2 separate regions of the Mus musculus genome follow, and region 2 is linked to region 1. The links are chromatin loops, found by intact Hi-C in ENCODE. Cell type or tissue: heart. All regions are shown on one strand. Links, peaks and the distances in the headings refer to the core of each region. The heading gives the core; the rest is flanking DNA. Region 1 has its middle 17 kb from the start of Gm34686. Region 2 has its middle 5.6 kb from the start of Gm41631.

Region 1 (4,385 bases), core at 204-4,203:
ATCTACAGGCATGTTTCCAACATGAATCAAGTACTTCCTGAGCCTTCACTATGTGCCAGGCTCTTCAGGCAGAAGAGATAGAGGAATATATAATTTGCAGAAAAGTCCTGGTCTTCAAGGAGCTGCTGACAATCTCCTAAGAGAGGAAAGAAAGAAGAATTAGAAGAATGTGTTGGTGTCAGTGAGCACCGTGGAAAAAAGCATGCTGAAAACTAGAAGCCAGCGCTAAGGAAGGAGAGAGGGCTTGCAATGCGGAGGTCCAGGAAGACCTCACTGGAGAAATAGAAATTAAGGAAAGACTCAAAGTAGGGAGGATAATGAGCCCTGGGTGGGTGACTCAAGCCTTTCCATGGTGAAGCCTGACAGCAACAAACAAGTTGCTCCACTGGGATTTTCCTTCAGAAAAATACATATTCTACAAATCCCATGTTCATGATCTTAGTTCTCAACTCAACACTAGAAAAGGTCTTCCCAGTGAAGTGTGGCCTTTCACCATGGGGTCACTATTCAACATCTTCCTTCTGCCTGGGACCCTGCCCTGGACCCCTCAGCCCTGTTACAAACACCCATACCTGAATGCGCTTCTGTCTAGACATATGAGGTGGAACACTGAGTTTCCTGGTTGATAAGTTTGTCCCCAGCTCCAAGACCAGGCTCCAAGCTGTCAGGATTATTCTTATCCATTATCATAGCCTCAGCACACAGCAAAGTGATGGGCCAGAGTAGATTCTTAACAAGTATTATCCAGAGACCCCAGAGCTCCTGCCAGCCAGTCCTGTGGGGTGTGACTCCCTCATTCCACCATTCTCTAGTAGTTCTTATGAGATGGTCTGCAGGTTCAGAGATATGAACACAAGCTATGGTAGTAATAACAATAATCTCTCTAAGCTGCTTCTCTTCTGATTGCTCTGGCTTCTCTTTCCTTCGTTTCACAATAGGGGTATAGAAAGATTCAGACTTTTAGAGACATCACATTGACTCAGAAACTCAGAGGTTTTTCAGCAAGGCAAAGGAAAAATGCCTTAGAATTAATTGTCTTAGAGTTTGGAGGAGGGAGGTGGCTAGACTTGGAACTGGATTGAACAAGAATCCAAGAACAAACAAAAACAAAAAGCCAAGAGGTTTCTAAGAGAGACATGTCTGCTGGGTTGGCCCCAAATAGACTTGGGGCCATTTGGTCCTCTGGTCTCTGTGTTGTGCAGCCTTTCAAGTCTGCCCTTGGCAGCCACAATGTCACTCAGCCCCGGGCACACTCGGCTTTTAAGCGGGAGCTTCCTTGCACTGTGTCACAAGCACCAGAAGGGCCAGTATCTGGTTCCTGTGTGCACAAGATTCCTTCTCATGGCTCTCCTCCCTGTCTTCCGCTCACCTTCCTCCCATCTGCCCGCGGCCCCAGAACATGCCTTCCACCAGATTTTTCTACCATCTGAAGATCAAAATTTCAACATGGGGAGGGGCAATCGGGATATATAATTTTGTGTAGAGGGGTGGGGGAAGACATGAAAGGGTGAGATGGGGAGAAATAAAGGGTCCAGTTAGAGCCCAATCTCTTGACTCTGGGAACTCTACAGAAACTTAACACCAAGACCAGGTTCTGCCAGGGCGGGGGGGAGGGAGTAAACCATCTTCCCGAAGCAGGAAGTGAGGGAAAGCCAGAGAGAGAGAGAGGGAGAGAGAGCTGGAGAAGCGCTCTGTTTTCTTTGGCCTCCTTCAGCCCTGGAGGGAACTGGGAGAGGGGGAAAAGGCTGCAAAGAGGAGAGATCCGGGCTTTTGTGTCCTACCCTCCCCCAGGAGACAAGACTAGAGGAGAACTGGGAGGGGGCAGGGAGATGAGAGGGCCACCCAGGTCAAGCCATGATTTCCTCCCTCCTGCTTCCTGTGACAGGCCGGGAACTGGGAATACAGAGTCCTAGAATCAGAGGCCAGACAAGGGAGAGCATGGTGTGCTGTGGCATGCAATGGAGATTGGATGGGCTGGAGGTTGAAGGCAAGGCCGGTTAGGTGTGGGAGGACTGGAATTACCCTAAAATTCAAGCACAGTGGGTGGAGAGTTTCTGATAATCACTCAGATCTTGACCTGGTGTTCCCTCCCAGCCCTGCTCTACTCAAGGGAGGCCTTCATCTAGTGTGCTGTTCTTAATAACACTGATAGGTAGGAGGGACATCCTGGGAAAAGTGCCAGGCTTAGGCAGACAAGGAAGCTGGGCCATCAGGGAACCGCAGTGTCTCCTAAGTCTATGCTAAAACATGGCTGGGTACGGTTTCTCATCCTGAAAACCAATTCTTCCATTGACTTCCACACAAAATGTCACCCAGCCTCAGATCCAATCCTAACACATCCATGCCTTACAGTCTCGAAAAAACCCAAACGGTGTCAACCCAGACTCTCCAACAGTTGGGTTTATCTCACTGCCTTTCTCTGTCTTCCAACCCTAAGTCTTCCTGAGAGTTTCTACAGTAGAAACTCCGTAGACTGGCAGAGATCTCAGCATGGGCGAAAGGAACTGATTATGAAAAATACCCATTCCTGAGTAATCCCCAGTATCAAAAATCACTAGAAACCTCACCACCGCCACGCTGGCCCTGCCGGTTCTGAGGTGGTTTCCTGATCAGCCAGGGTTCTGATTCATCTCGCAAGCTAAGTAAAAGGGCCTTCTAAATACACATGGTGCCAGAGCCTTCCAGAACAGCAGGAGGGGACACCTCAATCAGGACAGAGACAAAAACCTGAACAGTGGTTTCTCTCATATATGTTTCACAGAGAGAGCTTGTTCACCTACCCACAAGGTCCCAGTCAGGACCGGGGCAGGTTGTTTTGTTTTTTGTTTTTGTTTTTGTTTTTCTGCTCCAGGCTTGCAGTGAAGAAAGCTAACAGAAGGTCTGCCTCCCCATCCCAGAAGGCCTCAAGTGGAGGGACACTGGCTTGCAAAGTTCCTCAGAGACCCACAGGCCAGAAATATACTGGAAGGAAGTTGCCCCTTTCTAGAGCCCTGTTTCTCCTGGGTCAGTCTCTGAGTAAGGACACTTTTGCCATCATGTCTTTTGAACCATGAAATACCACATCAAGAAATGCTCAGCCCACCCCAAACCTTGGCCATTGGTCCTTGAGTGACATATTGACATTACCAATAGGCTTCCTTTCTTAAGCAAGTTTAGGAATTCACTCCTAAGACAGCCCGGAGAGACCACCCTCAGCCGCCTGTGTTGGTCCCATCTTGTCCCTCCATCCACATCCATATCCAGCCCCCTCTAGTATCCGACTAGAGCACTCTTGCACCATGATGTGTGTTTGTCTTATAGAGCCATACACTCTGAGCCAGTGACAGTAGCCAGCGGAACTGTCCCTAGAACAAAAAGGCTGAGTGTCACAGTCAGAGTAACACCAGGGAGGCCTGAGAACCCTGTCACAATCTGTCCCTAACTGTCTCTGACATGAGACTTCAGAGCCAATGACCCCTGAGAGCAGAGGGAAGACCTTGGTGACATGAAGGTTCCCCACCCCCACCAGGCCTCCCTTAGACACTGACAGTGCCTGAGATTAGGAGCCCACACCATCTCCAGATCCCTCTAGACTCCAGAGCTGAAGATAAAAGTCAGAATAGAAATGAGCAGCACTGAGCAGGGTAGAACAGATGCGGCCATCAGAGCCCCAGATGTGCCTCAGCCATGGCTGCTGCCAGGGCTGTTGTGCCTCTAGACAGGAATGTGGACCCAGATGTGGACTGGGATGGAGATGGAGGCTGGAAGAAGGGACAGATCTGCTTCTGGGCTCCAGGAGGGGCGCAGCTCTGAGAAAGAAAGAGGTTTAGTGTTTGGCTTCTCAAAAAAACGTTCAGCCTCTTCCTTGGGGGAAAAGATTTGTACAAATAAACATACCGCCCTGCTGCGTCCCCCGGCTCGGCCCTCCATTCTAACACTTGTGTAAGTCCTGATGCTCAGCCCCACCTCTGCCTCACTGAGTCTTGTTCTTGGGCACCTCCTGCCACACAGAGGAGGGCAGTGGAAGCTGCCCCTGTCTCTGGAACAGGGTGAGAAACATCATTTTAGCCTGGTAGGTCGGCATCTTTCCTGAGCTTCACAAAGAACCAGCATTCCAGGCACCCCTGAGATGTAGAAGGGGCCCACAGCCCTACTCAGTTCTTCAGGCTACCCCTGCACATAAACACCCCAACGTCAAAGCTTCCTGTCCTATCGCTCCCGAGGCCCATTTACTTCCCACTCCGTTCTGAATTTTCATCTTGGGAGAAATTTGCAAATCACTAGCAGCAGGAACTTTCCAGAAGCTGCAGAACATATATTCAGTGTACTCTCAGCCTTCCAACTTTCAGGCAAATCTTTCCCAGAGAGTGTCATCTGAAGAAGCAGAGAAAACCGGAGTCTGAAGG
Region 2 (4,385 bases), core at 143-4,142, 75 kb before region 1:
AGGCAGAGGCAGAGGCAGAGGGCTTTGCACATGCTAGGTAAGCCCCTTCCAGTGAACTTATATCCCTAGATCTTAGTTTCAGTTTTGAGACAAACTCAAACTCACTCCTTAGCCCAAGGAGGTCTTGAACTTATAACGCACCTGGGCTTAGTAGCTAGAGCTGCAGTTTCCATGGTCTTGATGAGCATTAGGCAAGTACTCGCGGTAGTCTGCCTCCCTGAGAGCCACCAGTGAGCGCCACGCCCTTGTATCCATGTGCTCGTACAGGGCTCTTCTCCACTGATTAGCGCTGACATGTGTAACTAATAGGATTTGTGGGAATGAGGATGTGTGACTTCTGAGGCTGAGATGTAAATGACAGTACAGCGTCTCCCTCTTCTCTCTTGGCTCATTCACTCCAGAGGAATAGCACTTCTGTGTGGCAAAGGCACTCAAGAAGCCCCGCCCCGTGGGGAATCCCACAGGGAAGAACTAAAACCTCCTCGTTAGGATGGGCGTGCGTCTGAACTGGCTCCCACCGGCTCCTGTTTTGAACGTGTTCTCCAGCTGGTGGTACTCTTTTGGGACGGTGTGGGGGCTCTAGAAAATGGGGTCCAGCTGGTGGAAGTAGGTCTGTGAAGGTTCTCCTCCCTTCCCCCTTTTCTCTGCTTCCTGGTCCACAATGATGCAAACAAGCCTTACTGAAACCTCCCACCATCCCAAAATGATCTGCTTAGCCAAGCCTTCCTTGCCACGATGGGCAAAGACCCTCTGACACTATAAGCCAAAATAAATATCAGTCATTTTTACCGGGGCATTTTAGCCACGGTGCAAGTACCAGGCTCAGCTCCTGTCTTAAACCAGGCAAGTAAACCATTTTAGAATCGGAACCTCACCCATACCTTGCAATGCCTGTATCCCCAACTAAGATCTAACCCGTACCTCCATGAGAAATCTCAAGTCCAAACTATCCAGCTAAACTGCTCCCAAATTCCTGACCCATAGAAACTGTGTGGCACGGTGTTTACTGCTAGTTTAGACCACTAAATTGTAGGGTAATTTGTTATGCAGCCATGGATAATGAATCCAGTTCTCTTCCAACTAAATCCTGTGCCAGTCTGGTTGGGTGTTTATTATTGTCCCAACCTTATAGATGAGGAAATTGGAATTTAGAGGGGCTTAACGTTAGAAGCAACATCTTTCTGTATCTATAAAACTTCTAAGTCTGTGTGTCCTTAAACTCTACATAAAACAAAACAAAACAAAACAGGCTTGGGCATACATAAATGCAGATGTCTATGCAGGGATCGGAGTGGGGGAGATAACCCACGGGAAAGTCAGAAACTAGAGCTGACGAGGAGACAGGGAAGGATGCTTAGAGGATGCAAAAAGTTTCAGTCAAACAGAGTGGACAGCTGGAAGATGGATTCTGGACGGAGCCAAACAGCCTGGGATGTACAAACTTGGAAGAACCAAAGCCTTGCAAATCCTCTGCCAGGGGAAGACTGTGACTCTAGCCCAGAGTTCACCTCTGTCATCACAGGATACCAATTCTCTTGTGTCTCTTCCACACTCCTGGCCGATCCCCCACTCTAGACTAACCCACCTCTTATCTATGACAGTTCCTCACATACCTAGCTCCCCAGCATATGTGAACACAATTCTGTTCTGACAGGCAACTTATGCTCTGCACAAAACAGTGGCTCTACTGTTTACATTTGACGTCATTTACATCTTGTCTGCTGAAACACATCTGCCTCTCTCCTTTCTTTAGTTTGGTTACTAGAATGTCAAATTCGGGCAATTTAAGACACCAAGCGCATTGCTTTTCTTCAGGACAGCAACCAGAACAAAAGCTTGCCATCCGAGGATTTGTTGTTACTATGGTAACCGTACCCAAATGTGACTGCACCTGAGTGGGGTCAAGGTCTATCACGGTTTGGATCCGGTTGACCGATTGCTCTGCCCTCTCTCCTGGGCATCATATTTTGAGCTAGTAACTCTAGTGGAGATACAGAAAGAAAATGTAACTAGTTTCCTAATGGCCGAAACCAGGGAGCTTAGTAACTATAAATTGGCAGAAATGAAATTTTCCACCCCTTGGGAAGCCAGCATGATGCCAGACAGAGTGGTACACACTTCTAATTTCAGCCGTCAGGAGGCTGAGGCAAAAGAATTAAGAGTTCAAGGCAAGCCTGGGTTGGTCGCAAAAGAAAAGAAAATAGGCTGGCACGAGGTGAAGGATGCTTCATTAGCCTTGTCAAAGGAGCGACACAAATACATCGTGGAGATGTCTGGCTCAGTGGTCATTGTAAAAGCGAAAGGTGTTGAAGGGTGCTGGCCTAAAGTGAGTTAAGTAAGGGGGACTGAGCAGCCTGCCCCAAGTCTGGCTCTCTGCGGTGTGGGAGAAGGAGGGGCCAATTGAAGGTTTACGGCAGAGACTCGACCGCCTTGCCACCCCCTAGGGCTGTATTTAGTAACTTGCACTCTACTCCATTAACTGTGCTTGGGTTCCAAGCCCTCCCCCAACCCTCGCAGCTCCATCCCTTCCCCCACCTCCTGACTGAGCCGAGAGCCTTGGAAGGGAATGAGAACGCTGAGAGCTTGAGAGTGTGGAGTCGGGGGAAGAGCTTGGAACCGAAAGCTCTCGGAGCCTCTCCCCGCGGCCCCATCCTGGCTGATAAGCAAAGCGAACTGACAAGTGATTGGAAACAGGAGTTCCCAGGCCCTTTAACCCTTCCCTGCCTTTGCCCGGTGTACTGATTCCCTAAAGGCTTTCAGGCCCACTCCCTGGCAGTCGCCCCTACCACCACCACCAACCAACCAACGTTTCTGTCTAGCTCCCTTTGTTCTGGTGGTTCCCTCAAAGCTGTCCTTCTGCCTGAGCAATATTGCCACCCCCACAAGAGACGCCGCTCCTCCAGCCATTGGACTATGCCTCAAGTCAGAAGATCACCGCTTTAACCAGCCTCTACCGAGCTCACTTTTTTTTTTTTTTTTTTTTTTTGGTTTTACGAGACAGGGTTTCTCTGTTATATCCCTGGCTGTCCTGGAACTCATTTTGTAGACTAGGCTGTCCATGAACTCAGAAATCCGCCTGCCTCTGCCTCCTGAGTGCTCACTTAACCAAACGACCAAGTGGCACGAGTCCCAGTCTGCACTTCGGGTTGCTGGTGGAGAGTGTGGTTGAGTTCCAGTCACATCTACCCGAGCTGCTCTGCTGCCCTGACTGGCTGTGCAGAGCCGCAAGGATCTTCAAGCCAGATCTTCCTTTGCTGAGTTGGCCCAAAGGCCCTTCACACATTCACCAAATGTTGCAAGCATCCTAAAGGGGCAGATGACAAAGGATATCTGCCCCCTGAAGTGACCAGAGCAGCTAAAGCTGAGAGTCAGGCAGCTCCGTTTACCACAGGGTGGGAAGGCTTTGGGATGAAACCCAGAGGTTTACTAACCACAGTAATTAAGATTAAAAGAGGCTTCCTTCAGTAGAATGGAATTCAGATAAACTGCCATTATCAGGTAAAGCAGCTTTGCCCCTAAAAGCCCTTACCTAAACAGGCAGTTTAATGAAAAATCCCTAATCTCTGGCCACATCTGACCCCTTCCCTCCCCCCGCTGCTATCTTCCTCCTTACCACCTGTCCACGTCAAGATTCTAGTAAGACCAAAAGCCCATATGCTTACAAAGCACAGCAAAACTTAGTGGTGGCAGTGGTGGAGGCGGTTCAGACCGTCCTGACTAAGGTGCTGAGTGTCATTCATGGAATGTCCCTGGTGGTGGTGTCTCTGGCAAGAACAATGGTAGCAAAGGTGAGAAAGGGTTAGGTCTGACCTTGAGCAATGGTGTGTGCCCTGCACCACCCACCCAAGGCCTGACTTCAGGCCACATGGGGAACTTATTTACAACCTGAAAGTCACAGGCAGGGTCCCTAGGCAGTGTGCTGCATCTCTAACAGTCTTAGATGAAAGACCTTGGTGTTCATTCAATCAGAGGCAGTTAAGGATAGACAACAAACTGACCTGCCTGTGGGTGTTCTCACTTCTCAGGCTACACTGCTGGCAACTTTAGGAAGAACCTAAGCTTGTGAGTAGGAGCCTGATGGATGGGAAAAGCCCAAAGCTGTGGAGTTCAGTTGTCTGCTGTAGGTAAACAAGAGGTTAGGATTCAGGGTGAGTGGATCGAACGGTGTGCCCATGCGGGAGAGACAAGAACAGAACACTAAAGACGGAAATTACATAGAGAATATCATGAAAATGTCCCCCCTTAATTTCCACCTTGTAAAATGAATCTCATCCTCTGTTCCCACTAGAGGAAAACTATTATCAAGGAGGTGGTGAGGCTCTTCCCCAAAGGCACATGCCCTGTGACTGGCAGAGGCCATGATTTCAGAGAGCAGCCCACCTTCC

Evidence for each region. A loop is a pair of places that touch in the nucleus more often than their neighbours do. Peaks named below come from ENCODE experiments on the same cell type or tissue, not always from the same donor. Only the 100,000 strongest peaks of a DNase experiment are listed, where the experiment ranks them.
Region 2: it touches region 1 in a loop (2.0-fold over the local background); 1 of 42 quality-filtered maps calls a loop at or near these places.

The regions. Positions count from the first base shown.
Region 1 is chr17:83,195,708-83,200,092 of GRCm38, forward strand. No RefSeq gene overlaps it. Among named protein-coding and RNA genes, the nearest start is that of Gm34686, 17 kb to the right of the region's middle. In heart, for the core only: no CTCF peak of the experiment used is centred there; a DNase peak (open chromatin) is centred at 1,804; H3K27ac peaks cover 3,847 bases.
Region 2 is chr17:83,120,556-83,124,940 of GRCm38, forward strand. No RefSeq gene overlaps it. Among named protein-coding and RNA genes, the nearest start is that of Gm41631, 5.6 kb to the right of the region's middle. In heart, for the core only: a CTCF peak has its summit at 2,422; a DNase peak (open chromatin) is centred at 2,556; H3K4me3 peaks cover 1,440 bases; H3K27ac peaks cover 3,651 bases.